Regions from separate parts of the Mus musculus genome. Here region 2 is linked to region 1. Evidence: chromatin loops called from intact Hi-C (ENCODE). Cell type or tissue: left cerebral cortex. All regions are shown on one strand. Links, peaks and the distances in the headings refer to the core of each region. The heading gives the core; the rest is flanking DNA. Region 1 has its middle 19 kb from the start of Gm15691. Region 2 overlaps Gm31939 (a long non-coding RNA gene).

Evidence for each region. A loop is a pair of places that touch in the nucleus more often than their neighbours do. Peaks named below come from ENCODE experiments on the same cell type or tissue, not always from the same donor. Only the 100,000 strongest peaks of a DNase experiment are listed, where the experiment ranks them.
Region 2: a loop joins it to region 1, with 15 times the contacts of the local background. A loop is called at or near these places in 25 of 42 quality-filtered maps.

Annotation. Positions count from the first base shown.
Region 1 is chr12:30,032,192-30,048,023 of GRCm38, reverse strand. No RefSeq gene overlaps it. Among named protein-coding and RNA genes, the nearest start is that of Gm15691, 19 kb to the left of the region's middle. In left cerebral cortex, for the core only: CTCF peaks have their summits at 7,630 (motif pointing right) and 8,331 (motif pointing left); DNase peaks (open chromatin) are centred at 7,635, 8,335 and 11,113.
Region 2 is chr12:29,918,959-29,934,790 of GRCm38, reverse strand. Gm31939 (a long non-coding RNA gene) reads left to right here. Exons shown (of 4, transcript XR_001780596.2): 2 at 366-469; 3 at 6,474-6,562; 4 at 8,487-9,786. Myt1l (myelin transcription factor 1-like) reads right to left here. Exons shown (of 25, transcript NM_001093775.1): 24 at 14,753-14,896; 25 at 11,582-14,450. The coding sequence ends at 14,310. Among named protein-coding and RNA genes, the nearest start is that of Gm31939, 11 kb to the left of the region's middle. In left cerebral cortex, for the core only: a CTCF peak has its summit at 7,748 (motif pointing left); a DNase peak (open chromatin) is centred at 7,712; H3K27ac peaks cover 261 bases.

The DNA of each region.
Region 1 (15,832 bases), core at 4,344-12,343:
AGCCAGCAGCAGTTCCACTAGGCAAGCTCAGAGCAGCCTCAAAATTGGCAATCCCTCACCTGAGAAAGCCCAGCATGGCACATTGTTGAGCTGGCTGGGACTAAGCAGCCATCCGTGAGGAAGGAGCACCCTGCTGCACTGGCAGCTCCAACCAACAACACATTTTAGACACTGGGAAAACAGTGTCTGCTGTGACTTAGCTCTGGAAAATTATCCCTATACCCAGCTTGCTCTATCATTTTCTGAGACGCCACTTACACCCTAGATGTTAGATGTTACTGCGAGACAGTATTCTTTAAATATGGGGGGGGGGCTTAATTTAGAGAAAGAACATTCTTTAACTGTCCTTACAGTGACGAATTTATCAAAAATAAAGTCTCTATTCAAATAATTGTAGATTTTAATTCACCACAGCTGGATATATCTGATAGTATTTAAGTAAAGCTTCCCTTTGTGAAGGTATTTGGAAGGAGAAAAGTCACACTTTCTTCTGGGATGACAAGGAAAGTCTTTGTGCATTCTGTGTCTCTAGGGGTAACTGTTTCAACTGATGGCGTTGGTGTTCCTTCTGCAAATGTCAGGGAAAACAATTTAGGTGAGCCCTGGGTCCACTTAGGTGCCACCTGAGCAGATGTGGAAACAGGCTATATCACCTCTCCTCTGACTCAGTTTACTGTAAACCATGAGTGCCCTGCCCTTAACGCATAAGCACATCAAAAGAAAATTTGAGACACTGCCAGATGCCTACATGACTTTAACAAACTGGATAGCACTTCAAGTGGAAGGAAGGGTCCCTTACACAGTGATAACCATAAAGACTTCCTAGTTCTGAGCTCAACCCTCGGCCAGCTTCAAAAAGAATCTGCTTTGTGGAGGAATCGTGTGGCCATGTGAGTTCAAAGGTAGATCTGAAGTGGTGTGGAAAGCCAACAGTGGTCACAAGGCAGAGCACGCATATGCTAGTCTGATTCTTTTTTTCTTTCAAAGAGAGTCCCCTTGGAACTGGCTGCTGAAGCCGATTCAGTTTGTTCCTCAAGGTCACTAAAAAGGATGAAGATGCTGCGGGCCTTACAGGCTCCCTCACCATCAATCACTACATCCACAAGTCACCAAAGAGCCCAGGTGTCTGCAGGTATCTTCTGTAAAGCTTTTCGCCTCGACACGTAACGTGGGGTTTAGTAAAGTAAGCACTTTAGTGAGCTATATTTCAAAAATTCACCAAGTGGTAGACAGGGAAGGATATGAGTTCCAAACTATTTTCTGGAAGAAATGTTATGAACATTCTACTAAGAGAACAAATTTCACAATATGTCTGTTCTGGGTCTCCCACCGTGATAAGGAGATGTAGGGTCAGGAAGGGCCATGGGCCAGATGGGGCCAAGGACATGTGATCAAAGAGCACAAAACACCAGAAGCTTGTACCACAGGAAGCAGTAAAAATCAGAATTTAATTCTCACTCCTATGATTGAAGCCAGTGGAAGGAACTAAACGCTGGGGGCTGACGGGAACGTGTTCAGCTAGGAAATGTGCTTGCAAGTAATGATTGTGTGCAAGCTTGTCTTTCTAATTATTGGTTTTATATCCATCTTATTTGTATAATCTGTACACAGTTTTACTTATTTAAACTAAGATTTTCCAAAAGCATAAGACATGCCAAAATATTGTAGATGATCTGTTTCTGAAACTTATGCAAAACTGGTATTTGCTGGGCGATAATGGTTGGGAACACCTGCCATCTTGATGCACGAGGAGAGCGCTTAACCTCTTGCCTCAGTCATTCAAATTCCCCAAAGCTGAGAGGCCACGAGTACCAAACAGGATTGTGCTCCAGGTGCAGAGGATCCAGGAGCTATGGCCCCTTCTGATCGTAAACGATTTCCCTCACAGAGCCAGGCCACCATGACCTCTACCTCTGCACTGAGATCCTCCAGTGTCAGTTGGTGGGAACTTCAACAGAGACTTGCTCTCTTGGTCCTTATAGATTCATCTTCTGGTGAAGGAACAAAGCCCTAAGGGGCATCACAGAACTCTGTGGCTCTATAGCAAGCCTAGGGGTGCTAAACTCTGACATCTTCATTCTTACAAACTGTTCCACTCCTTGGGACACCTTCAATGTTAACAACACTGAAAATTGTTGGAGAGGGCTTTTCCCTGCCACCCCATCCATCTGCTCCCCTAGAACTCTCTGGACCAGTGGAGACGTCTGTAAAAGACCTCAGCATGCAAGATGAGCATTATCATGCAGGAATGAGCACCTGTATATAGGGATGAACACACCCATGTAGGAATGAGCACTAGCATGCAGGATGAGTACTAACATGCAGGATGAGCATTATCATCCAGGGATGAGCACAGGCATGCAAGAATGAGCACAGGCATGCAGGGATGAGGACACCCATGCAGGATGAGCACTAACATGCAGGAATGAGCACCAGCACACAAGGATGAGCATTAGCATGCAGAGATGAACACACACATATAGGATGAGCACTAGCATTCAGTATGAGCACTTCTATGAGTTTCTGAGACACTAGTTCATTAATAGACGGAGTGTGGAAGTCATCACTGTAAAAGAGACAGACTTTGGATGTGTTCATGGTCTGAATGGACATTGCAAGATAAACAAAATTTGCACAGGCCAGGCAGAAACTTTCCTTCCCACATGACTTGATTTAGAAGTTGGGTCAGTGATTCTCTGAGATCTTGGAGTTCATTAGAGATGTTTTGTCCCCGTGGGTGTCAGTATTAGGAAAGCTGTTTGGTGCAGGAGAAGAATCGACCAGACTCTCTATGTGTGGATTAGGAGACCACATACAGAAGTGGCTCAAACCAGTGTTCCCAGCGTGAGATCCAGAGAGTATAACACGTCTCACAGAATGTAGCTCAGCCTGACAGGTGTGTGCTCAAGAAAGCTACAGCTGGCACAACCATCATTGCCATGGGAGCACCACAAAGTAGGCCAGTAGATAATAAGACTTTCTAGAAAATAAGCCATGACTATGAAACAGAAACATATGCTAGGGCGGCAGAGAAATTGCCACAAGATTTTCCCATAAACCCAAGGGAATCCATTCATTTCCATTTCTGCAAGTCATTTCAGGGCATGCCAGAAAGCAGTGTGCTTCGCTTTGCTGCTCACTCTCTAGAGATGCTTCAACCCGGACCAGCTCAAGATGTGGTTGTGGGTAGCTGCCACTCCAAAGAAAAGGGTTAGTTGCCCCATATGGACTGGATAGCAGGGGAGGGCTGCCTCCTAGAAGGGGAAGGTGGATCAGAGTCAGCAGGCTACTCCGCTTTGAATCCAGTTGTGTCTCAGAGAAGTGAGGGACTCTCTTAGAACTTGGAATTACTCAAATTCCACCTGAGGCAGCCAAGGAGCTTTAATGAACAACTGCCTTTGGAATCACCTTTACAGTCTGTGAATTCCTCCAACCATGTTGGTTTTGGACACCACAGAGAGCCATCTTTCCTAGCACAAGCCAGGAGCTCACAGGGGAACCTTATCAGAAATTTACCTTTAGTTAAGCCTTGGCTAGCCTCAATAGGAAAAGATGAGCCTATTCCTACTACAGCTTGGTATACTAAAGTAGATTGCTATCCATGGGAGGTCTCTGCTTCTCTGAGGAGAAAGGGAGAGGGAGTTGAGAGAGGGGAGGGGGGAGAAAGGACAGGGGAGAGGAAGCTCTGATCAGGATGTAGGGTAAATAAATAAATGGAAAAAATACAAAATATAAAAATAATAAAAATTTAAAACCTTTTTGGGTTTAATAATAATAATAAAAAAGAAGGAAATGTACCTCCACATTAGTCCTTTGTGCCTTCAGACAGTCTTTCAGCCATTGAATCCCAATAGCTTTTCCCTGTACCCATTGGCCAGTCTTAGATACAAGAAATACCTCCCTCCCACAGGTAGTCTTACCTAGACATATCATGCTCACCTCAATAAGCATATGGGTAGCTAATCACCACAGAAATGATTGTGAAGGGGGAAAAGAGGTTCCTTAAAGCTAATTTCTAGTGCAGACCTTTGAAATCAGGAGACAGTGCATGGCTAAGTGGCCGTGGGTAGTTCAGGTAAACCCAAGGGGGAGACGGTCATTTTAGTGACCGTTTACAACTGTGACAGAAATGAGAAAAGCAATTGATAAAAAGGCTTTATTGTATGCTCCAGCCAGAATTTATTTGAATAACTTTCTAAATAACCTTAGTCTTATTTTATAGAATTATTAAGAGTTGAATGGGCCAGCTAGATTTTTTTTCAGCTTTGTTACTGAATCCTGGGAAGAAAACTCTAGGGGAGTTCTAGAATACTTCCCCTGACACCAAATTAGCTGGGGCTCTGTGCTGCCCACAGACAGACACTGGGTGCCTGTGAGTGTCATAGGAGAGCCTGGGCTGTGTTGCTCAAAGCATGCCCGGGGGTCTTATGGGCAATGATGCCAAAGGGAGGGACTCAGAGAACTTTAAGACACTCAGGGCTGCAGATGACTCTGTGATAGCTCCAAGAGTATGCTCCAAACCCAAGGCATGTCAGGAGAGCCCCTGAGGTTCTGTTGTCTAAACTACCTGAGTCTGGTTTCTGACACCTCACTCATACTGTTCTAGAACACATGGATGCTGGAAAAGCATCTATATGCAGAGGTTCCCTTCTAATCTACTGCTGATCCTATTGGGTCCTTCTCAAGAGATCCCAAGAGCTCCCTTCCCCCATATTCCCAGAGGCCACACCAAAGAATGTATGGTGGAAAAAAAAATCCTGCTTACAAATATACAAAACAAAAACAAAAACAAAAAACACAAAAGAGAACCAAAAAACAAAACAAAACAAAAACAAAAACAAAAACAAAAAAAAAAAAAACACAAAAGAAACCTTCTCTATTCTTCCACCACTATCCCACCTCCACCCTACCTCCCTATCCCCACCCCACATCCTTCTGCTCAGAGTGCAAGCACAACTAATGGCAGCAGGGAGAGGGAGAAGGAGCTAGTGGGATTCTCTGAGAGGCCGCACTTCTTCCTGTGCCCTCGTGGTTCTGTGGCTCCCTCCCTCCTACCTACAGAGATCATTAGGACAATCCTCAAGCTTCCCAAGGCTTTTCTGCAGTTGATTCATCCAACAAACAAGAACACTTTTACTGGGAAAAAGAAAAAGAAAAAGAAAAAGAAAAAGAAAAAGAAAAAGAAAAAGAAAAAGAAAAGAGAGAGAGAGAGAGAGAGAGAGAGAGAGAAAGAGAAAGAGAAAGAGAAAGAGAAAGAGAAAGAGAAAAAGAGAAAAAGAGAAAAAGAAAAAGAAAAAGAAAAAGAAAAAGAAAAAGAAAAAGAAAAAGAAAAAGAGTAAACCTAAAGTTAAAACCAGCCCCTGTGTCCTCAGAAAAACCAGCTTTGGCCCTGAGTGTGGCCAGCTGTCCACAGGGTCTGTGGTGAGTCTGTCTTCTCTCTTCCTCCTGCTTGTCTGTGGAAAATGGGGACTGCAGATGGAAGCTTCAGCAAAGAGTGTGTCTCCCTGGAAGAGTCAAATTTCAGCAAGTCAAGGGCATGGCCCCCGAGAGCAGCCTTGCTGCCTCCCTCCAGGCTGGTCTAGTTCTCCTCACAGAGGAATGGAGGCTTTGGAAACAGACTCTTAGGAGCTGCTCCTCCAGCTTCCTTGAGACACCAGCCCCCTGTTGTCACCATGCTGAGGTCCCTCCCTCCCTCAGGTCCAACACCCTTGTACCCCAAAAGGGAGATGTGAGTGTCTCAGTCTGTGTGTCAACTTGAAGTGAGCATGTTAGAGCGTTCTCAACACAAACACCCCTTCATACTGGCCTCTCTGGGCCTTAGTATAAAGGAGCAAATTCCAGCACAGCGTTGGTGGTCCCTTATAAAAGCTACCACCTGTGGCTGGGCAGAAAGCCTGGTATTGTAGCATCAGGGCACTCAGTTCAAAAGAGTCTCTACCCTGTAGGGACAGCCAGATGTCTTCCTCTGTCCCTTATGGTACAGCATCAGCTTGAAAAGTGACCTTTGCTCTCAGCTAGCCACCTGCTGTGTTCACTGCATGCCCAAGCGACTGGCATACAGCAGGCTTCCACTTAGGGTCTATGAACAACAAACCAGGTCTTCTTTGCGAAGTGTATTAGCTCAGACCCAAGACCAATATTGGCCAACCAGAAGGAAAGGGCGCCCCGGGTGTCTAACATGGACATTACATACTTCTGCTACTCAGTAGAGCACTAACATGCATCATGACCAACAGCAGACAGGAAGACCTTCCCAAAATACTCTTCTCAAATGTTTTCTCTGTCTTTATATTTTTCTCTTGTATGGGTGTTTTGCCTGCTTGTATGTGCATGTCTGGTCAGAAGAGGATTGGAGTGACCCATGGTTGTGCATCCTCATGTAGGTCCTGAGAATAGAACCTGGGACCTATGGGAAAGCAGCCAGGACTCTTAACCACTGAGCCATCTGTCTAGCTCCCTGAATGGATGCAACTGGAAATAATCATATTCATAAGTCTCAAAAAGACAAGTAGTGTATCTTTTCTCTCATTTGTGGGTTTCAGGATTTATAAATTCATAAAGTCCCATATGTACAGATGACATGAAAATAGAAGAAAAACAGTATAGGGGATCCGAGAGAATTAATGGAGGCGGCTGAGAAAGAGGATGTAGCAGGGTATCAGGAATAGCTCAAAATACATATTAAGCTGCGTGATGATAGCCTTGGGTAACTCAGTATAATACACATTTAAGGAACTGTTAGCAACTATGTAGGGTGTGCTCAGCATCTAACACACTCTCACCATTGCAGGGTCTCCCAAGTGCTCAGATTCGTTTGCAGCCTCACAAGGACTCAGTCAGCCTCCCAGCCTAGCACACTGGCTCATCAAAGCCAGCTCCACTCTTAGGGCCCTAAAGGCTCCAGGGGCCATTATGCTGGGTTGAGTGCAAGTTGTTGTACGAGTTGGATTTGTCATGAAAAAGATTCCCCTGGCACACAGGAAGGGCAGTCCCTACCCTCTCTGCTTTGCAGTAACTGATCTGGGGCAGCTATGCTCTTCAAGGGTCCTTGACAACACCAAACAAGCAAGTTTGTTTCTAAGAGACTCCTTTTCTTTCATCTGTAACCTCCGGAGAGGGCTAGAATTCTCTGCTTCACCTCAATGCTGTGGTTGACACTCACTACCTGGCTTGCTTGTTTCTTATTTATCTGCAAAGGGGAAAGACAACTGTCTGGGTCCTTGTAGCACATTTCCAACTCCAAACTTGAACCACATCCATCTCCTACTGTGTGCTGGGCTGAACTCTGACCAAAGCCACCTCCTACTGTGTGCTGAGCATGTCTTTGTTTGATGTCTTCTGGTATTTCCTCAAAGACCCAGTATTATTCCTTAGAGGGGTTCTGAGCCAGCTGTGGGGTTAGGAACATCAGGCACATAGCAGCCAAAGACATAGCTGTGTTTAACCTGGCCCCTCCAGATGCCAAATTTATATGCTTGGCTGCTTCTCCAACTCCATTTCCTTCCCTTTGTCCCACATTTCACCCTCCCCACCCCAGCCCCCCCCCCCAAAGATTTATTGTATGAGTGTTCTAGCTGCATGTATACCTGCATGCCAGAAGAGGGCAGCAGATCCCGTTATAGATGGTCGTGAGCCACCTTGTGGTTGCTGGGAATTGAATTCTGGAAGACCAGCCACTCTCCAGCCTCTCCTATCTCTTTCTCAAACAAGTTCTCCCAAGTCCCTCTGAATGAGTTCTAGTTAGTGGGCTAATACGGCCCCACCACTTCACAAGGAAGCACTCCCCAGCTTAGCCTCCTCCAAATCCTATAAATCAAGAGCTTCGTTTCCTTAAACAAAATGTCTTGTAGCTACATTGAGACATACTGAGGGACCAGGAACCCAACAAACCAGGCTCTTCTGTTAACTGGCTGCTGCTGCAGTTTGGTGGGTCCTGATTTTTGTAAATAGTCATGTATTCTTTTCCTCCTGTTTACAGGGCTAAGCAGACCAGGATGCCTTCTGCCCTGGTGGACTTAGTTCTGGTGGACTTTCCTTCTTCTTTTAGGAGAGCACTGGCCTGTACATCAAAAAATTCACAAAGAGGAGCGCTGTCATGATTCCTCCACTCTCCAGACACAGGAAGCACCACATTACAGCACAGTTTTCAGTTTGGTTTTCCTTCCCAGGCCTCGCTGCTGAAACACAGCTGTTAAAGATCAGGGTTAACTCCAGGATCCTCTTCATCGGTGGCCAGCCCTCCAGTCCCTCCTGCCTTGGCAGAGCAGGCCTTTACAGCACAAATGAGTGCCACCCTCTTACCAGGTAGGACTCTGAGCATATGCTGCCACCTTGTGGAACACCAAAGGCAGAGCAGGCTCCACTCTGTCAGGGAAGCAGGGTTACCTACTCTGAAATCTGTGTCCCTTGCTGTATGGGATAAAAAAGACTGAAGGTGTCAGCTCCCTCACCCACGAATACAGCCAAAGTTTTCTCCAGCTGTGAGTCAGCCTGTTGTTGGATCCCCTGGCCTGTATCCTGTCCCCCTCTATCCTGATGGAGATGATGCATCTGGGGCTCTTCTGCCAAGGGCTTTCTCACTGTTGGAGCAGCAGGGGCTGAAGTTAAGAGAAAAGGTGAGGATTTCTATGCATCCTGTTCCCATGATGGAAACAGCACCATGGATGATCCCAGATGCTCTCCCTCCCACCGACACCCATCTTAGGACATCTGCAAGGTCTTTAGCTTTACCCACATCTCTTCTTTCAGAGACCAGGTAGCACACAGGCAATCCTGAGCAAGGCAGACTTTGATCACCTGTGCCTCTGGTTCTGCTCTGCTGTTCCTCCGCCCTGTGCCTGTGCAGAAAAACCACACACACACACACACACACACACACACACACACACACACACACACTAAAGCAATATCGTCTCTCTGTCTCTTTGGAAAGGTCTTCTTTTCCTATGCTCCCTGCCTCCCTCATCCCAGGTGTCTGTAGATGTAACATCTGGTGCAGATGATGGAAAGCAGATGGATGCTCAGAGAGTGTGCTCCCCCATGCTTCTAGGTCTCTTCCCAGAGAAAGCCTTTTTTAGGCCTATTTCACACACAGCAAGGAATACTTCAATAACCTCTTGGGGAAGTCTACTATCTTCTCTTCATCTCTGTCTCTGATCTGATCTTTCCTTGCCAACCTCCAAAGATATACACCCTGGATACGGCATCCTGGGGACTGATCATCCTAGCACCTGGGAGAGACCCAGGCAGCAGAGACATTGAGGAAACTGAGGGCCACAACATTTGCTTTCACAAACAACAGCCCAGGCTGAAGAATCGTTCTACAGATAGATTTCCATGTTAGCCAGCCTCTAGCTTAGCCAGAGTTACTGTCACTGTGATGAAACACCATGACCAAAGTAACTTGAGGAGGAAAGGGTTTATTCAGCTTATATTTCCCCATCAAAGTTTATCATCAAAGGACATCAAAACAGGAACCCAAACAGGGCAGGAATCTGGAGCCTGGAGTGATGCAGAGGCCATGAAAGAGTGAGTGATACTTACTGGCTTGCTCCTTGTGGGTTTTTCCAGTCTGATTTCGTATAGAACTCAGAACCACCAGTTCGGGATGGTACCACCTACAATGGGCTGTGCCCTCCTCACCAATCACTAATTAGGGAAATGCCCTAACAGGCTTGCCTGCAACCTGATCTTATAAAGGCATTTTCTTAATTGAGGCTCCCCTCCCCCTCAGATGACTTTGGCTTATGTCGAGTAGACTTAAAAATATCCATCACAGACTTTTGATCTATAAGGTCCCTCTCTGGCCCTGAGCTGGGGCTTGGACCCTCCCCCATGGATAGGCTAGCCCCCACATTCCATGTAATCTTGGGGATTTGGGTAAACATTGGAAAAGTGTTTCTCTTCTGGAACTCTGGCCCTTGCTTTACAGAGCTTCCAGCAGCTCTTGACTTCAGCAGACCTCTGGTGGTCTGGGCATGGCCACTCCCACTAGTAGGAGCCTGAATGTCAACAGAAAGAGTGCCAGGCTGGTACAGCTGTGCAATAACAGCAAGTCTAGTGGAGAAAACCATGAGGCTGCCAGCCTGAGTGTCCTTGGTGGGTGAGCTCCGCACAGCCCAGAGCTGTGTCTAAGAAGCTATTAGCATTCAGTTATGGCCATGGGAGCTTTCCTCATAAATCGAGGTTCACCAGCACACCACCAGGAACCACATTCCAAACCTTCAAGTAAACAACACACCTCACATTTGAGTCAATATGAACATGGCTTTTCGAGTTTCTTCTGCTAACCGCGGAATGGATTAGCACAGTCCTCCCAGGACCAGGCTTTCCACTGAGGTGTTTGTGGAGAGGCCAAGTAGCTGAGTAGCTATCAGGAGGACAGTCCATCTGCAGAGCAGCAGGACAGACAGCTCATCATGCCATTTCTCCTCCCCATCTCCCAGGGTCTCCACCATGCCAAGCTCCATAGGAAAGCTATGCTTCAGGGACAGGCAGAGGGGTCCCTGGACATCAAAACATGTAGAGAATGACCATAAAGGAAAACCCCATGATGAGAAACACTCTCCTCTAGGCAAACCATTACCGTCTTCAAGGTTTGGTGCAGAACGCAGCCCAGAGCTGTTCACTTCAGTTGAACCTAAACTTTAAAGTGTCTCTTTTGACATTTCAAGGAGGTATCAGTTTTAGGAAGACACCATCCCAGGCCTTGTCCCTGCAGAGACATGGAACAAGGCCAACCCTCCCTGGCCCCAGATCCTGCCTACTGGGCAAATAAAGCTCCAGGTTACTACAGGAAGCCAAGAATACAGACTCCCCTGGAAAGTAAAGGCAGGCCACTGGCATGTGTGAGCGCCTTTTCTGCCTCCCTGCCTTAGTTGGGCCAGGCATTTCACTAAGCGCCTCACTTAACTCCACCAGGATATTCTGAAAGGATGCTAGGTCCTCCCAAATTAGCTGGGAGCCTCATTAATACCCAGCCTCCATGCTTACCACCCCATTGTTCAGGGGTACCCACTTCATCTGTGGGACAGCTGTGACCACAGTGTCTCAGCCTTCTTTGGCACCTCTCCCTGGAAAGTACCACAGCAGAGACTTTGGCCCTCTAGTCCCACATGGCTCACAGGGGCTTGGAGAGAAAAACAAAAGTCTTTTGTTGGAAATAGGCTTTGAGAGAGCAGGGGCCTCCCTGGCTCTTTGCTCTGGCTGCCCTGCCAGGCCACCCTAAGCTGCCTAGCTACACATTTCCCACGCTTCGTGGCCTTTGTGGACACTGTACTGAGAAGGCGGGTGTTGAGGTTATCCCAAATCAATGAGTCATTCTCTAAAGATGCATTTTCTGTCCAAAGAGGACTCCCCCGTGTACCCCCATGCACTGTATACAAGCACAGAGAGACACATACTCATGTGCATGTACACATACACACACACACACACACACACACACACAAATGCACACACACTGGACTAATAAAGACTGCATTTCTCTGCCCTCAGGTCAAGGCTAGGTCACTGTGCACAGGGAGTTTCTCACAGGAATGTCCATTTCTACACAGCAGGAGGATCAAGTCTAACTCTAGGTCCAAGCAAGATCTCATTTCCCAAGAGACAATCTGGTTTCTTCCCAAGCCACAGAGGCTCCAGCTGGTTATAGGATGAATCAGGGACCATGTTCTCCCTGGCATCCATGAGTCCCTGGGACATGCATTCTGTCATCAACCTGGCTGATAGTCACTGAAGTCCCTGAACTGTTCCTTTGTGGCCAGAGACACTTGGGTATACCCACATGGAAATCTAGATCACCTTGTTCATACCCAAAGATACAGGTAGGGAAACTGAGGAAAGCAAAGTCTATTATCCTTGTCTAATTCTTCCTGTGAACAGCAGAGAAAGACTGCAGACCCCAGCTGGAGCTGGCTGTCAGCATGTGAGGCCAGCTGGTACAAATGATGCTAAGCCAGGGAGACAATAGGCCAACAGGGAGGCTAAGGCAGGGAAGCATGACTGGGTCATGGTGGGTAGTGGGGTAAGGAGGGTAGCTGGGACCAGAGGCTGGGCTGGTGAGCAGCTGGGCAAAGTTGCCTGAGCTCTGCTCTAGGTAAAGCACTCTTCTCTTGCTCCAGGTACAGACAAGCAAACTCAGTCTGTGGCTGGCATCCTCTACTCCAGCCTTGTACATCTTTAAGGTCTGTAGTGTGCCCTGAATGCATAAGTTGGGATCTCAGACCCAGCACCCAAGAGTGTAACTGTCCTTGGAAGTAGGAGTTTATAGTGGTGATTATGTTGAAAGGAAGTCACTCTGGTATCCAGGCAACTGGGGTCCTTACAGAGAGGTCAGGACACAGAAAAATACAGAGGGACCATCACGTGAAAACACTGGAAAAGATGCCCTTCACAGGCCAGTGAGGGAGTCTCAGGAGACAGGAAGCTGCCAGCATCTTCATCTCTAACTTTGGCCTTCAATGGTGAGAAAACATCTGTGTTGTTTGAGCTGCCTGTCTGTGTTGCTTGGTTATGACAGCTTGCTTTGAGTTGGATGGAATTTGTGTGGGTCTCTCAAGTCTTCCTGTGTTGAAACTAATCCCTCTGTGAGATGTGAAGAGAAAAAAAAGAAAACCCAACTATGGGATTTAATAATTGGGCCCGTGGGAAGTGTTTGTGGTTTGATAAGGTCACTAGGGTGGAGCTGTGATTAAATTGTAATGGCTTTATAGGAAGAGGACAGGAGTCTAGAACACACACACACACACACACACACACACACACACACACACACACACTGTGCACTGTCACCAGAATATAATGCACTGTAGCGTCTCATAATTGCCAGCAAGACACCATCACCAGATGCAACCCCTCATTCTTGAGTCTCCAGGACCACGGGACAAAATAAGGGTTTTTTGGTTTTGTTTTGGTTTGGTTTTTTTCATAACTCACCCATCTGTGGTACTGTGTGGTTAGAAATGGAGATCAGACTACCGCTCAGCCTGTGTTTATGTGTCTTAAAATATTAACACGCTGCGAGGCCTGGGCTGCACCATACTTCTGTGCGAGGTCCAGGAGAGTCTGGACTATGAAGCTGACTCATCAAGAACCCTCAGGAGATGGCTGGTCCTCACCTAGACTGGAGGAAACTGCTTCCCACAAATTTCATGCACCAATACCTAGTCAGTCTCCAGCACACACAGAACAAAGGGGCCATTGAAGCGTCTCCAGCTGGTGCTGCAGGATGAAGAAGTGGAACTTGGTGCCCCTTGTCTGCCCTGTGCTCAGAAGACATTGAGGCCAGATCTAGATCTTGAGTGAGCAAAAGCACAAAAGTGAATCAGAAATGAGACCCTAACAGAGGTTTCTGGAGACTCTGTACTCTGGAAACAGGGCTCAAGGCCACAGGTTCTGAACAGAACCAACTTAGGCTTTCTTCTGAAAGCATCCATTCAGACAAAAATCCAGTCAGGTTGGTGGCAGCTCCCCCTTTCTTTCCAGCACAAACTTGGCCGTCAGTCTCATGTGTAGCATCTACAAACTTCTCTTTCTCAGACATTTTACAGGGTAGATCAGTGCCTCAGATGTGAGGAGAGGTTAGGAGTAAGCTTTTATATGGAGACAGGTCCACTGAAAGAAATCCATCTAGCAACAGGACACTATTCTAACTATTCTAGCTTCCAGACTACTAAAAAGTACACTGCTCTGTGATAACTAATCTTGTCAACTTGACTGTACCTGGAATCATCTAAAACTCAAGTTGCTGGACATACTTGTGAGGGGTTTTCCTTGATTGGATCATTAGAGGTATGAAGACTCACCCTACATATAAGCAACGTGTTCTGGTGGCGATCTATATAAAAGAAGGGAGCTTTTGATTTTTGCCTGCTTGCCTTCACTCTGGCTGGCAAGTTCATCTACACTGATGCCAAAGCATTCTTTTGATGGTATTAGGCATTAGAGAGCCTACTTCTTTGGGATTCAAATTTACACTGAAGACCAGCTAAGACATCCAGCCTATGGACTGAACAATATTGGATTCTTGTACAGGAGACAGCCAATGTTGGACTAGCCAGACTACAGCCTGTAAGACATTCTAATAAGTTTATATTTCATATATATGAATATCTATATCTATATGTCTGTCTCTATCTTTTATATATGTTATTATTTCCATTTCATATATATATGAATATCTATATGTCTGTCTGTATCTCTTATATATAATATATTATATATTATATATATATGAGAGAGAGATTCTATCAGTTCTGTTCTTCTAGAGACTAATATTGACTAATACACCTTCCCAGGGCCAAACAGTGTTTTCCAAGACAGCAGAATCCCAGAGAAGAACAAGGAGCCTGATTTTGTGTGTGCCTGGCTCTCTGAGATTATAGCTCCCTTAATCCTAGGTGTCTGTAAGGCTGGGTTTGTATCAGTTATGCTATTACTGGGAATCATATTGTGGCCCATCCTAAGTCCAGTAGTGACCCTTTGCCTTAGATCCTCACAGAGGTAAAATGGGAGCTAGATGGGTGTCCTGAGGTCACTGGCATGAATGTAGTCATCCGTAGTCCTCCGCCACCTGCAAGTGATAGACTCACCTAATAGACTGCATTTATGACAAGCTGGATAAGTATGAGTTGTTTCTAGACAGTATCTTACCACTTCAGAAGGACATAGCTCATTCTTGAGTCCCTAAGAAAAGTACCCAATAGATTTCTACAGATCTGCTAAATAGACAACAAATCCAATAATCTCTTCAATGTATTTGGCCCTTCTCTCTCCTTGCTGTTTGAAACACATAAATAATGACAGGAGCCTCAGTAGCCACAATGAGAACATGAGCAATGGCTCACCATTATGGGGATAGATCAGCCGCCCTGCTACTATTAAAGCCTTGCTACACAGGTCTGGAATTTTTGAGAGAAAAAGTGCATTGCTGACTTGATACTCAATTGAAACAATCCAGCCATATGTGGGAGTCTGGCAACCGAATGACGTAAACAAATCAATGGGAGGTAAAGGGTTTCAGCACAAGGCGGTGTTGTAAACTTTTGAGACCTGGTGACAGACTGGAAGGAGGAAGCTCTTCGTGTAGTTTATGAATCACTGAAGGAAATGAAGTCATGATCCTGTGTTCGTGATCTGATGTGTATACTTTAATATGTGATATAAGAAAATGAGCAGCCTACTCACAGCTCCTCTGAGTAAGGGCAGCAAACCCAAAATTGTGTGTCTATTCAGAGCCTGAGCCTCCCTTACAGGAGACAGGGTTGTGGACAAGGTTTTGAAAAGAAGAACCACACAACATACAAACTATGCAAAGTAACTTATATTGTCCTCTGAGCAAAGGAGTACCAAAGGGCTTCAAGGGAGCCAACCTGTCTGGTTTTTGGTTCTCTTCACCAACACACCTGGCATGCTATGTGGTAGGGTGCACAGCTGCATCTCTGGTCTCCACCCCTCACCCTGATGATGATAATCACTACAGTTGTTCTCAGGTATTTTAAGGATCCCTTGGTTGGCAAGACCAGCTCTGGGTGACAAATACTGCCGTGACCATTATTAAGAAGAGACAGTAAGTACTCTAGCCACTGAACACCACAGAGATGGCCCAGTGAGAGGTAGGGCCAGCTACATGGAAGCAGAAAATACCATTAGTGGATCCCTGTGATATATTCTGAACAACCTTCCAGAACTGAACGGCCTGTGAATGGTGGAGGATGGAGAAGAGCAAGGGAATCGGCGCTGGGGTATCGGTTGCCTGAGTACACATTTCCTGCACTCGTAGACCATGTTTGTGAGGGGTATCCCTGGGCATAAATATAAAAATGATGCCACA
Region 2 (15,832 bases), core at 3,296-11,295, 110 kb after region 1:
GATGGGTATAACTGTTTTAAGAAAATGGTTAGGGTGGCCTCTAGGGAAAAGTGAGAAGCTGGAACCTGAGGCAGGAGGGATTGTTCAGCAGATTTTCTTTTTTATATTTTTTTGTGTCTCTGTCAAATCACCCCCTCATTTTTTCCTTCCCTTCCTCACTGACCCATCTCCCGCACTCACCCTCCTGCCCACTTATCCAGCCACTTAGCCATCCATCTACTTCCCCTCCCTTCCCCCATTGTGTCTGTGTCTCAGAGGATGACTCAGAGGAAATAGTGGCCAGCTTTTCAGCTCTGCACAATGAAGCATGGTGGGGACTCAGAGCCAGGGCCATGACTAAGGAACGAAGGGTTGTGTTTTCCCAGCAAAGTTCTTACACTGGATCCCTTCACACACTTTTTGATCATCATCTCCTTCGTGTGAACACTGGAGGCTCGTGGGAGTCTAACATCTCCAGACTGGCCTTCGGGTGAGTTTTCTGATGGGCGAATTCCCATTTCCCTCTTATAAGCACATTCCAAGTCCTTCCATCTGGCCTGCAACCTGTTTCTTATTCCACAGAAAACATTTCTTTCTGGTGCTGATACTCAGGCAAAGAGACAGAAATACTCAGTGAAGGCGTGTTCTAACACCTCCACCCAGTGAGGGTGCTGAGACACCGTGAACAGCGGCTGTCCCACTGCCCGCTCCCCTCCCACTATTCCTGGTTCATGACATCCATTTATCGTGTGGTCTTTCAACCATGCAGGTGTTTTCAATATAGAGCCTCATGACAACCTCTGAGTCAAATGTCATCAGAGAGCTTGAGTCAAAGCCTGGGCCCAAGCAACCCCCTCCCTTCCATGAGCTCACCTTCAGGATCCTGGTGGGAGGTTTAGGCTTAAATACAGGACCGGAAACAATGTATAACTAAGGGGTCCTAGCCAAGGTGTGGTCCCACCCCTCAGTGATCCAACGCTGTCTTAGCTCTGTTTTGTGTTTTTTGCAAGGTAGGCTGACAAGTTGTCAGAACTGTGTAAGAGCTCTTACCTGTAGACAAGCCCCCTGCCCCTCCCCTGCTGCCAGGCAACAGGGCCTCAGCCTTTCTCTTACCAGCATGAGATTCCTGGGGGGAAATTCCAGCTCCTGGGGATCACTGTTTGAATTGTCTCACAGCCAAAGGGAGGGGCATGCATCCCTCTTTGGATTCTCACCCTCCACTTTGGTACCTACCCTCTATGCAGGAGGAGTCCAATGCTTAGAGCACAGGGCTCCACCACTGGTACCTACTGCCTACTGAGCTGCTCTAGTCTTGCACCTTAACCTCCCACCCCCCACCCCCCACCCCCAAGATTCAGAACACATCTTAGTTTCCAGGCTCAATATGGTGTCGTGATCCTTTCTCTTGCTCCACCAAACTGAACTTGGGCTCACAGACAGGCAGCTTCATTGCCACAGCTTCCAATGCTGTGACCCCGTCAACCTTCTCCCTTTCTCTGGACTTCAGTTTCTCAATCTGTAAAGCAAAGATGGCTGCTACCCACAGTCAGTGAGCATTAGGTGGCCAGATATGAGGAATCTAGTTGATCCTGTGGGCTGTGTTGAGTAAGGCAGTGAGCTCTGAACACATTCTCCCTGAGAGCCTTCTGGTGTAGGCTGGATCTTGGTGTGGGAATGCCTGAGAATCCTTAGTGAGTCAGCCCCACCTGCTGCCCTGACTCCCAGGCACAGTTAGCCACTATACAAACTATACAGCTTACCAGGAGAACAGGGCTCACCTTAGGTGCCCAAGGCAGAGAAGGTGGAAGCTTAGCTCTCAGCCTCCAGGGAACCATAGACAAAGTAATTAAAACATCAGAAATGTTCATTCCCATAATCCTGAGCCAGGAGGAAGACTGGTTCTCTCTGGTGACTCCCCCAGGGTAGATTCTCTACCCCATTCTTAGAATCCTGTGTCAGAATGGACACACTTTCTGCTTGGTAAGGACAGTGAGGGATTCATGCTGCACTCCAGGCCCAACAGGAAGTGAGGTGCAGCTGGGAATCTAGCTAAGGAAAACTCCACAGGGTTCCCATTGTCAGCAGAGGCAGGAAGTATTCAACTTCTCCATTCCATAACCCTATTCCAGGACTCATCTTGGCCTAACTTACCTATGAAGGGGTCCAAGAGGACCATACCCATCAAATGGACGTTCTGCTACTGCCCACTCCTGGCTCCAAGAAATGAGGGGTTGTGGGGGGTGCTGGATGGCATTGGACAGCAGACAGTAGACAGTTGATTGTGAGCTTTGGCAATTCACCATGTCAGATCAGTCCCAAATATAGGATGGGCAAGGCAGGGCAGAAATTGGAACCAGAAGGGAAGAGATTTCAGGTTCCTAAAGTCCTTTTATCTCCCTGGGAAGTAAGCTATTGGCTAGCTCTCAGCACCTGAGAAACAACACAGCTTAAAAGATAAGCAGCCATAGCTGTCTGCTAGTCTTAGTGCATGTCTATCTTTCTGGATACATAGGAGTCTAAAGCAGAAAGATTGCTTGAGACTAGGAGTTCAAGGCCAGCCTAGACAGAACAGCGGGGTCTGCTTGCCAAAGAAACAAAACACCACTTGAGTGCAAGGTGACCTGCAAGTGGGTGGACCCAGCCCATGGGCTGGCTTAGGCCCTTTTGCAGTCACAATAAGAAGAATGTGAATGGCCACCAGTGTTAGGGTCAACACATGCCTCACTGGAGGCTGTGGCTTTGAAAAGCATCATGCATGCATGCACAAGCATTGGGGAAAAGCCAGGGGCCTCAGCACTGAGTTTGCAACCTTCTGTGAATTTATCATCATTTCGAAACGATGCTTATTAGGGCCTTAGAAATCTAAAGTAAATTAGCAAGAAGAATTCTTTCAATCTTTATGTTGTAAAAAAGAAATGCTTTTTTAGATAAGCACCATGTAATATAGGCAAGATGGTTATTTTGACAATAAAAATGGAATACAATGGAACTGGAGAAGGATAGAAAGGGGGAAAGTATGGGGATGTAGAGAGAGAGAGGGGACTTGCATCCTGGAGTCTAGCTTATGGGGGGGGGCTTACATCTGGAAGTCTAGTTGAAACTCTACAATTCCAACACAATTGGTAACATTTGCTGTGAAGGTTGTCTACATAGGGACAATACTTGCTTCCTACAGAGCTATTTAAAACAGTAATGTTAAAACAGCTGTAGACAATGCTTAAGGGTTAAGCATATAAGGCACACTCCCTTTTGTAGCTATAAACCTGCAATTTTCTAGAAGTCTCACCAGAAATTACATTTATTGTAAAAAGATATGCCTTTAATCCCATTGGGCAGCCTAAGGCTGATAATCAGATTGTAATTATATCTAAGAGACTTCCAGAGCCACAAGATAATCTCACTTTATCAAAAAAGAACAACAGCAACAACAAGCTCTCAGCAACCTGTTAAGATGTAACTTGGGAGCCCCAAAATGGTGTTAAAGGTCAGATCTGAGTTTGGAGAGAGTTGACTGCTATTTCCAGGTTTTACGTCTCCTAATAATGATTTAGATAGAGACACATGTATACTAACAGGAAAGGAAATAGTTTATTAAGAGAGAGAAACATTTCCAAGCCTGAAAATGGGCCAGAACTAGAGCTATATGCAGGTTCCAAAGAGGCCGAGCTGGGGCCCTGAGATCTTCTGTGGGTCATTTCGATGCTAAGTGAATGCTCTGCAGACCTAGCTCATCCCAGATCCTACAGAAGATAGTACCCATTACAGAACAAACAACTTTATCAATCAAGGACATTTACCAAATCCATTAGTGGGGACAACGAGGAGGAGGGTTACAGCCAAGCAGGGGAAACCCTGCTGCAGATTTTAGGTGTTCTTTGATGGCATTCTTAGCTTTTGGATTGGTGTAAACTAGCAGCTTGCTAGAAATACACTTTACAGTTCTTGGAAGTCACGAGGATGTCAGGTCAGATACAGGGGTGGGTGAAAATGGCTTCCAGGGACTAAAAATAATCTATCTCTCTACAACACTTAAACCCACAATGATGAAGTCCAGCCATCTGGCCTTGTAGAACATTTAACATGGATGCCACTTTGTACCTGAGTAGAGAGGTCTTTAAAAGAAAACTCCTCAGGCCACTAACATTTTTGGGTGGGGGGGGAGGCTGTCTCCTGATACACAACCACAGACAAATCCACAAGGTAAACTCAGGCTCTGAGAAACACAGAAAAGCCCACATCTCTCTAGATTAATGATTTTTCACAAAATGAAAAGGAGCTTTGAGCAGATTGCTGAGCTAGTAAGGAGTATTGTTGTAACTCTCCAATGAGGATACACGGCAGAGTGCCCAAAGACCCACTCCCAGGCAGGCTGACTCTCCAGATTATCACTCAGGTTGTCACTGAGTGACAATCTTAATTAGGTCCTGCCTAGAGTGAGCCTGTGATCAGCTGACTGGGTAGATACTCTAAGAAGAGAGTGGGCAACTACCACTCCCAGCTGTAGCAAAGCCCTTGTTGACTTGGAAGTGCCAAGGTGGCTCCTGGAGGCAGGCTTTCTAACATGTCAGGGGCTTTTGTCAACATCTCGAGATATCTGACAGTTTTACCAAAGGATGCCAAGCACACAACCTAAGAAATGGGACTTAGCTAGCGGCATGTCTCCCAGCTAAAAAACTAATGAGATTATTGTACAAGAAAATTTTAGAACCCTTCTTTGTAAATCAACACAAGTTCAGAGAATGCTCTTGATGGTCCCACAGCACGCAGTAACTTAGGAGCTTTGAGTACTGGACTCCAAAGCTCTGCTCAGCCAGGAGTAGAACCCAAGCTTCCTGCCCTGTGACTGCCAACAGTTATCATCTTGCAGTGAGGGGTCAACAACGATGTCCCTTTTCTCTCTGAGTTCAGAACCAAAACAAGCTGCAGCCAACGCCTGCTCTGATGAGGCCAGCTTCCTAGCCCTGGACAAAATGGCCACTCAGAACATAAGAATCGTTTTATTTATGAAACGCTAAGAGTGTGCCTTGAGATTGATAGGAAATTGAAAAGCACCTGGAAGGCATCCCTGTTTGGAAAAGAGTGAGGAGCAATGAGAGTGAGCTCCCAGACCAGACTGTACGCTTTAAGATAGCCAACCCTCTGCACCAATAATAACTGTAAGGGATATACTCCCTTTGGGCAAATTATTATTTCCCTTCCATCTCTTTATCCCTCTCTCCCTCCCTCCTTCCTTTCTGTGTTTCTCCTTTCCCCTTTCCTTTTTGTATTCCTCAACAGGTCTCTAACATCAAACTCACATTGTAGCTAAGGATGGTCTTGACTTCTCATCCTCCTGCCTCCACTTCCTTGGTGCTTAGAATTACAGTTCTGCATTCCCATGCTCATTCGTCTAGTGCTGGGAATCGAATCCCAGGCTTCACACATGCCACAAAAGAGCTCCACCAACTGAGTTACCTGCCTCGCTCTTCTGTATCACTCATGTGTACAAAACAACGATGAGTTGGCATTTCTGAACTCCTGGCTTATGGGTCAGTCATGTTGCTGACATCAGGCTGACATGGCCTGCTTCTTTTAAGATACAGGTTTCTGACATCACATTGCCCATGGATGGTCAGTGTTAGAGGCAGGGGGATGCCTAGGTGCCAGTGTTTCCCAGAGATCATGCCAGAGGCCATGTATGCCCTGCCATGGAACAGATGCCCTTGATCCATAAAGGAGGTGAGAAACTTATGCCATTCCCTTCAGATCTTCTTGATGTGAACTTTTGTTCTGTGAGGTGCAACCCAAGAACAGAGTACCTCGGAGAGTCCCATGAGTCCCATGTAGAGATTTTACATTATAGGAATAATTCATTTTATTATAGAAAATTCAGACAGTGTTCATAGAGACAACAGGGTCTCCCTGGATTCTTCTGCACCCATTTTGGCTCTTCAGGCATTCACAATGAATGTCAGGCATTCTAGCTTCTAGTCCTGTCTGAATCAAACTCTTTAAACAGGATATTTAAGCCAGTTGCATTGGCCCACACCTTTAATCTGAATAATGGGGAGGTAAAAGGTGGATCTCTGTGAGTTCAAGGCCAGTCTGGTCTACATAGTGAGCTCCAGGACAGTCAGGACTACATATCAGAAACCCTGTCACAAACAAGCAAACACACAAGCAACAGAAAAAAAAATCCAAAAATTTCTCTTAGCCAAACAGAGCCAAATCTGGACTGTTTATTACAAAACAAACAAACAAAACATCGGACCTGGGCTGGGCATATATTTCGGTTAGTAGAGGGCTTTCCTATGCTCTAGTTTTATTTCTTGAGTATCTAGCTTTTGATACAACGGGCTCATGACCCTACCTTCCCTTAGTGTCAGCCAGTGATGGAGGGAGGCTGGGGCCAGCTGGGCCAAGCTGCTGGTTACCAAACAGAGGAGGAGCTTTATAGTCAACTGACTGTGCTTGCTTTTCTCAGGGTCCTGATGCAGCTTGCTTGTCCCTTTCAGAGCTGTCACACCATGGGTAGGAACTGCAAAGCTCCTTCTCACACAGACTGAAGATCAGAGACATCCTTCCCCACCCCGGACACAGGATGGTAAGGCGAGAAGCTCAGTGTTTGCCTTCAGGCTTCCAGGGACACTGGTTTCTTAGCATAATGGAGTTGGGCAGTGTCCAGATACACACACATACACATACACACACACACACATCCATTCACATACACACACACATACATTCACATACACACACACAAACACACACACAAACACACACACACATTCATACACACACATACATTCACATACACACACACACAAACACACACACACACATTCATATACACACATACATTCACATACACACACACAAACACACACACACATTCATACACACACATACATTCACATACACACACATACATTCACATACACACACACAAACACACACACATTCATACACACACATACATTCACATACACACACATACATTCACATACACACACATACATTCACACACACACATACACACACACATACACATACATTCACACACACACACACACACACACACACACACACACACACACACATACATTCACATATACACACCAAGCTTCTTGCTCTCTCTTCAGCATCAGCCAGCCTTAAGCCACTTCTAACTTCTACCTGCAACTGCCTTCATAGGACTTGATGGCACCTGCTCCTGGGCTGCAGCCACACAAGCTTCTGCCAGAACTGAGCTGTTTCCCTGCATCTGTCTTCTTGGACTGCAGTGAGCTGGCTTGGTTGTGTGCCCCGAGAGCAGATCTCTGTACCCCTTTCTACTAACTCCAGGTCTCTGTTTGCTCCCCACAAGCCAAGCAATGTGTCTACCCCTTTGTCTAGAACCACCACCATTTCCTGAGCCCAGGCTCCGCTCTCACTAGCTGCCCATGATCTCTGGCTCAAGGCTCCCACCCCTGCATCCTCTGAAACATCTGAAGAATATTTCTCAAATACACACATTGGTAAAAGGACCTTCCTCTCTGGAGAATGAACGTCAGTGGGCTTGGGGTAGATGAGAAAGGACACTTGATGTCTTTCCCTTTCCAAAGCCAGAACCGACCCACTGTGCCACCACTCCTCTGCCATCACTGTCTGCCTTCCTGCTTTGTCCCTGACCTGTTCCCTCCAGCACCATACGCAGGCAGACAGCTGTCAGTTATAAGCTACTATGCCTCAGTAGCAGAGGCAGTGAACACAGGAGCTAGAGACAGCTCCACACTGCCCCCTGGAGCATGGAGTCCAGGAACTTCTTTCCACTCAAGGAAAGCCAGAATTTTCTTTCCTTTTCATTTTTATGTGGTTTTGTTTGCTTGCTTCTGTTTTTTTTTTTTTAAGAGTAGATGTAGAGTTGGAATTTATTATTAGGAAGAGATTTTTAACCAATATTTAGGCACAAGCATTAACAAAAGGAGTGGTGCTTAGGGAGAAGATGGGACATACCCAAGTATGGTTGAAGGCTTCTGAAGAGAGTAAACTTACTGTGAGCTTCTCCGGAGTCTTAGCAGTAGCTGGATGTATGCTTTCAGTGTGTTCTGAAGTTACTCGCTAGGCTTTAAGGTCCCAACTAACCTGCCCTCCCCTTCTCTTCTTTTTCCCTTCTCTTTCATTTCACCTTTTCCTTTTTTCTCTTTCCATTTCCCTCCCTTGCACCCCATCTGTAGTTTAAGCTGACCTTGCACACACTATGCCTACACATGACCTTTAGCATATTGTCTTCCTACCTCTACGTCCCAAGTCTTGGGATTACAGGCATGCACCACTGTATACAGTTTACACGGTGTTGGGGATGAAACCCAGGGCCATTCCTAGCTTCCTAAGGCTAGCAGCTGCCATGCAGCTCCTCTGGAACCTTCCCTTACTGAAGACACCTCTGCTGTTCACCTGTTCGAGTCCTTCTGACAGAAGCAGTGATGGTGACCAGACGCGGGGTCCAGTGCTCCTAAACACACATCTTTGTTTGCATTTTATTAAAGAAAGAACTTCATTGGACTTACGGGTTCCAGAGGCAGAGTCCACCAGGGCCCGAGAAGCACAGCAGCAGGCAGCAAAAGCAAGAAGCTGGAAGGTCACATTCGTAACTGAAAATCTGAAGCAGAGAGAACAATCTGGAAATGGAGTGAGGCTCTGAACTCCCAACGCCCGTCCCCAGTGACACACTTCCTCTGGCAAGGATACACCTGTCAAAGGTTTTACAGCTCCACTACCTGGGACATGTGTCCAAATATAGGAGCCTAGGGGGCACATCCCTCCTTTCAACCAACACAGACCACATAGCAGGACAAAGAGAAGACAGCTGTGACTTACCTGAGCCCATGTCGCCTCTTACGTCCAGAGAGGTGACTGGTAATTCCATGTTCCATTTCCTCCCTCCTGTTTTCCTTCAATTACTAGATATCCACCACTAGGCCTCCCCCATGTAACCCACGGGTTTTGCTGAGACTCATGTATCCTTTGTTTCCATATCTTGCCTTGATGAAGAAAAATAACTTGAGGCAGCATAAATGCTATAAGTAATATTACAGAGTAGAGTGGGAAACGGATCCCATGCAGTTTGGAGAAGAGAAGGAAGAGGACCTTTGGAGCTCTGGAGCAAGGATGGCCGTGTGTCTGTGTGTGTGTGTGTGTGTGTGTGTGTGTGTGTGTGTGTGTGTGTGTGTGTGTTCTCGTGCACTCACAATTAAAATAGAAAGACAAAATGCAATGCTTGAACCTTTTCTTGGCACATAGTTAAATTGCATGTTGGTTAAGACCCTGGTTCCTCTGTGTAATCTTACTTAGTTCAAGCACTACAGGGTCTGTCTGTCTGTCTGTCTGTCTAACTGGGAAGAGGCAGATGTGTCCTGCTGCCAGAATATCAGGTCAGTCATTGTGACTGGAAGAGAAGCCCGGTCCTGGCTGTGCTGAGGAGGGGCTGGGAAAGGCTGCTGCCCCTCCCAGGGATGAGGCCAGCTAAGGAGGTGTGGCTGGGCACTCAGCAGGACCCTGTGTTATCAGTGCCTATTACCATGGTCCAAGAGTGACTGCCATTACCTGCTGTCAACTGTCAACTGATCTCCTCACTGCCCTGCATCCTTTGTGCTTGCAAAGCTGTTTTAACACCTGTGGAGGGAGGGACATCTGCTGTGGCCACAGACTATGGCTTTTCCCTTCATCATCCCCAGCTCTTGTGCTTAGGTATTGTGGTTATAAAAACCAAAACTTGAAGCTAGGCAATGGTGCATATGCCTTTAATCCCAGTCCAAGGCAGGCAGATCCCTGAGTCTGAGGCTAGCCTGGCCTACAGAATGAGTTCTATGGTAGCCAGGGCTACACAAGAAAAGAGAGATCCCCCCAATATATAAATATTTCTCACATGAAGACACACACACACACATGCATGTGTGTTCGCATGCACAATACATGCTTAAACCATTCTCCTTGAGACTTGAGACTGGAAAGTCTAGGAAGATTGGGTAATCTCAGACAAAAGGCTCTGGGACACAAGTAAGGGAAACCACTGTTTGCTGTTTGTCCTGCATGTGCTATCCTACTCAGAGGTGCTGTGCTGGGAGCAATGGCCTTTCAAGGGCCCCTCTTCTGATTTTCTAAGGGCAGTGGCCCTGGACTATTTTCCTGCCTTATCTTCCTGTTCTGTTCTTTCTGGACCCACAGCAATGCCGTGCTTTGCCTCTGGGTTACCTGTGTGTACTCAGCCCACCCTGATGCTGCCCCCTGGGCTGTGGCCACTTACTTGATTTACTCCACCTGGTTAGTGCTACATCACTTCTGCAATGCTCTGCAAAGTGCATTTCTCAGATCTGTCTACTCATTTCTCCATCATAGGATTTTAGGATTCTTTAAAATCACTTTATATTTTCAGAATAAACACCGGGGACCAGTGAGCTTATCTTATTTTTATTTTCTAAGATTCTGAACTTTATTTGGATAGTTTTAAATAATGACCTTGCTTCTAGAGTTGCTCCAAGGTTGGCTGACCTGAGACACTGACAACTGCCTTTCTATTAGCTTTATTTGTTCCAAAAGACAGCAGTTACTAGAACTCTACAGGCAGGTCTGAGGCAGACATGAAGGACCCTAGGGAAAGGGTCACTGCTTACCTGCTGGCCCTGGAAGATCTGAGCAGCAGCTCCAGGCACTGTCTTGCTGCTGCCAGCTGTCCAAGAAGGAATCTGCTGGAACGGGGTCTGAGGAGCTCGCCTGACTTGTGTTTAGCAGCAGAAGCCACCGCTGGGAGCGAGTTTCCAGTTTAATCAAAATTACAGGAGCTGTTTTCTTATATTCTATGTATTGTGCATGTTATAGGAGGCTACTGTGGAATTTTAAGCTGCAACTTTTATTAATGGAATTGGATAGTGCATGTGTTACATGTGAAGGTCCAGTTATATCTCATAGGTGACTTCTTGCTCAGCTCCTGGCTAATAGTGCTCCTGGAAAGTAGCACTCCATCCTTTGTGAGCTCCTGAGTTTGATAACCAGTAACAGCCAGGTGATGTCATGTGCTCTACTATGTATAAGAACAAAGCAGTCCTTTGAAATGAATCAGCCAGAAGGTTGCAATCACACAACCAACGTGGGACATTTTGTGAAGTGACCGTGCTGCCCCCTTGAAGCCTCTGTGTCCTGGCAGACACATGGAACTGTAGTGATGGGGAAGCACAATGGGCAGAGCAGGTACCTGACCGACTATGTGATCCCAGACTGCATTCCAGGTACGGAGAACCTGTGAGAGCCCCTTCAGGATATGGGCCTACGCTCACCAACAGCAGTGCTGTTCGAAGCGTGAGCGTTGCAGAAGGATGCCAAGCTGTTGGGAGACATCTGCACCTAAGCAACCTCAGGTCCTCGGCTGGATCTCAGCTGGGGCAGGGGTGATAGTAAATGAGATAAACGGTCCTCTGGGAAGCACAGCAAGCATGATGCCCGGGGGTGCGTATCCACACGTGCCCCAAGTTCCAGCCTAATCCCACAGTGCTGCTCCAAAGGCAAGAGACCCAGGGTGGGAGAGGGAGGCGGAGGGCTCCAGGAGCCCAGATGGCACGCTCCAGTGAAGACTCAGACCCATTAGAGATCCTTCGTGCTACAAACGTGGCAACACCTTTTTATTCAGAGTAAGATGTGTTCACATCAGCATGACAAAGTTTGTACAAAGTTCACAATTTAAAAATGAAGTATCACAGCAACTTGTGATTCCACACATTTATAGCAAAATTAAAGTGTCAACAAACCCATGCCGTGTAGTACAAAAATAAATCAAACTTCAGTTCCACAGAGAGCACAATAAATAGTTTATACAAAATTCTGTCTTAATAAATGATTACTTAAATTAACTTAGAAATGAATATGAACAATAAGTTATAATAAATATGCTCTGATGACTCACAATAACCCCATGTGGAAGGTCAGCATTCTAACATGTGACACTTTGTGATCCCTATATATAGTCACAGATAACTTTTGATTTGATATTATGTACCACCGTTACATGAGCAGCAGATTTGTGCTTAGAACCCCTCTCCATTGTACATAGGTGATAACAATAAGAATCCAAACTGATACTACCTATTACTCTACTAAAAGCATTACTACATTGGCCAAGAAGCTGCAGACAAGACGCGGTGGGGAAATGCATGTGCCGCTATGAACAGAGGCCCCCCGGGTGTGGGCCTGGGACCATGTGTATGGCATCAGGTGACAGTAAGCACCTTGCTTCAGCTCTCAAAAGGCAATTCTGAGCATGGCAGCTACAACTAATCGCACAACAGAAAGGGGGCGCTGGACAGAGAAGGTCCTGCAGAGCCCCAAGTAATTACATAATCTTTTCCCCAGCTAGTTATTAAAGTCCTTGTGGAAAACTGTAAGCTTTTGTACAGTGAACAGTATAAAGTGCCGCTGGGATATTCTTATATTTATACATATATATATATGTATATATATATATATATATATATATATACCGAGGTTGAGTATTGTATCAGAATGTTTGTCGTGAGATCCCTGTAGTCTCCCTTAGTAACCGTATTGGGTCAGCCTCGAGGGCCTCCTCTATAACTCATCCACTTCAGTGTCACAAGGCGACTGACACAGGATTGCACACCTCCGTACGGATATATAGGACAAGGCGAGTGCAAAGAGCCGACTGGCACATTGTGGGGACAATGACCCTGTAAGTCCTGTTCTGCTAAAAATATTTTTTTTATTATTTTTACAAAACCCATCCTTTTTTTTTTTATTTCATAACAAAATTTTAAAGTACTTTTGTACTTCCTGCATAACATCAAGACATGGAAGAGAGAGATGCTACTAAAAGGAAATCAAGTCGACATCGGGGAACACAACACATTGTCAAAGACTACTCAGAAGGGGCGCAGCAATCAAAAGTGGCCGTATGCATACATATAGTGCAGTCATTTGGGATGAAACCATCAAATTTCGAAGGTATCGACAAATCTAAGATGATCTAGTTTAAAGCAAAAAAGTGCCGCAGTCTATTTAGTTACTTTAACATCTGATTGCACTCTTTCTCAGGTTAGGTCACCACGAGTCACACAAGGCTGTGCAGACGCTAGAGTCAGCTGGACCCAGCGAGGGCAGAACGTGAACGTCCTTGGCCTTGGTGTCCAGTGTATTCTGGATAGGACCAAGGCTTATTCGAAGTCAGAGTTGGGGCAGGGAGGGGTAGGGAAGGGTAGAGCTGCTTCCCCACCCGCCCAGCAGAGAATCCCATCCAGTAACCAGGGCAAGCACAGCCGTTAGCCTTCATCCTCAGATGTGAAACAAGAATAATCAATGATGATTCTTTTTGAAAGTGAAAGGGGAGATAAATGCTTAAATTACCTGTTTGCTCAGATGGAAAAAAAACAATCAACGGCTGCTAGGTAAGCTAGATTGTGGTAACACTTCAGAGGGGCACGGGGCTCTAGGAGAAATAAGAGAAGTGTGCTCCAAAGGTTACTGAAAATGCAAAGGAAATCTTCGTGTTGTCCACCTCTGACAAGCTCCTGTCTTAACGGAGTCTCCACAGTCCCACCATGTAATGTTTAGGAGTTAATTAAAAGTGCTGTTTAAGCTGCTTTGAATCTTCTGCCAAGTTTCCATGGCTTGATGTTGTCTTACAATAAATTACTTATTTCATTTCTTATAGTTAATCCATATGCCATTTCCTTGGAATGCAAAAAACCTCATTTATTGCCCCCACCATACACCATCCTCCTAAAACAAACAAACAAAAAAGTCACATAATATTTCCAAGCATTGTTCAAAAATAAAGCATTTTTTTGCAACCAATTCTTGCTATGAAACAATATGCACACAAAATGTATTTCTTAAATTCCACAAAGTCCTCCAACCTGAGGCAAAATGATAATGTCTAAAAGTGGCCAGGAGGCCACAAAGTGATCGTTCAAACCTGCTTTTTTTTTCCTTTTTCTTTTTTTGTCCATTTCAGTTCAAAATACTAAAACATTTAATCACTAAAGCATTAAAAAGAATTTACACTCTATTTATTTTCATCAGCTTACCTCTTCAGAAATATAGAGACCCCCAAATGTGCAGACAGCAGCAGCTATAAACATTACATGGCAAATCACACTATGTCAGCTTATATGAAAACGTACAAAATGTGAATGTATCCAAAACTAGTCTGCAGGTACTCTCTCGAGAGCACACAAAACCATTATGAAGTCTTGTAGCATAACACTGTTCCGACAGAAATAAATATATAACACTTTCTGGTAAGTTACAGCAGCAAGAAACAAGAGGCATCCTTTTTAAGCATGAGTCACCACTAGAGCAGCTGTTCAGACCTGAATTCCTCTCACAGCCTGCTTTATATTTTCCAGTAGGGCTTTATTTTCTGGACTCTGATAACGATCTTGATTTGTATACATTTCCGTCAAAGTAGTCACGTAAGCATCAAAATTTTGTTCATTGATTGGATCCTACGAGATATTAAATAGTAGTTCATATACAACTTTCATTTTCTGAATAGTATATTCACAAAAGCATAAAACAGTATCATAGCATAGAGCCACTGTTTCCATAATACTTAACAGGCCTACTCAGAGCACACTTAACGTTATGCGATCAGCCCCACCAATGTTTCTAGTGGTTAACGGTATGGTTTCAGGGTGGTGACCAAAAACAACCAAAAGCTGAAGGACCACAGACAATGACACAGACATCTACTCAGTGAGGTGGACTGCGGAGGCTCCGAGGCGCTCACCTACGCCTAGTGACTTACCATGTGAGGCAGCTGGATGTTGGCGAGGCTGTGGATCAGGGACTGGCTCAGGTTGGCCAACTCGTGCAAGAGCGACTCATTCTGCTGTTCAATGACTTTGTTCTCCTCCTCAATCGTCTTCAGGTTGCTCTCCATTGTGGTGATCTGAAATCACACATATGGGTGACATGTAACATGAGGTTGGCTGTTGGGAGCGTGCACACCGGCTGAGGGGACAAGGACAGAAGCTTTCTGCTCAAGCAGAGGCTGCACCTTGGGGACCTGAATTTGTGTCTTTGATTCTTTATATTTGAACACATGGTACTAGCTACAGCGACCATGGAGGTATTCTGACTGACTGCTTGCTCTCTCGTCATTGAAGGCTCTCGGGTCTGGATGCTCTCATTTGCCCCATCTGCCCCTGTGTCCTGTGGGGAATAATGTTAGTTCTTTAACATTGATGATGTTAATTTCTCTTTGTGGTGTTACAGTCTGCCGTGACAGGCGCTCTGGGTCCCTGCAGGTGAGTAGTAAATGTATGCAGGTAGAGCTCTGACTGGTCTCTTGGTTCAGCTTCCTTTTCCTAAGATGGTGGTTCTCACCTTCCCTAACACTGTAACCTATAATACAGTTCCTCACGTGTGGTGATCCCAATCAAGTTATCCCTGTGGCTACTTCACAGCTGTAATTTTAGTACTGTTATGAATCATCATGCAAATATCTTTGTTTCCTGATGGCCTTAGGCAACCCTGTGAAAGGCTCATTTGATCTCCAAAAGGGTCTCGACCCACAGGGTAAGACACACTGTTCTAAGAAGTCTGGGAGAGCTGGAGACTTGCGTGTGCCCCATACACTGAGCTCCTGTCTCCTGAGTGTTCCCCTGACTCTCTACTTGACTCCTTTGCTTGTTATCCTTTACCTGCACTTGGTTTAAGTTCCAGGCTCTCACCTCTCATCTACAGGCAGGGCCTATGAAGAGACACTGAGCAGGGCAGCAGTGTTAGTGGGACTTCTCCACTGAATGAACATGATTCTTTTCGTCCTACTGGGGGATCTCTTGATGCCATATGGTTTCCTCCCCTGTACATCCTGGTCAACCCT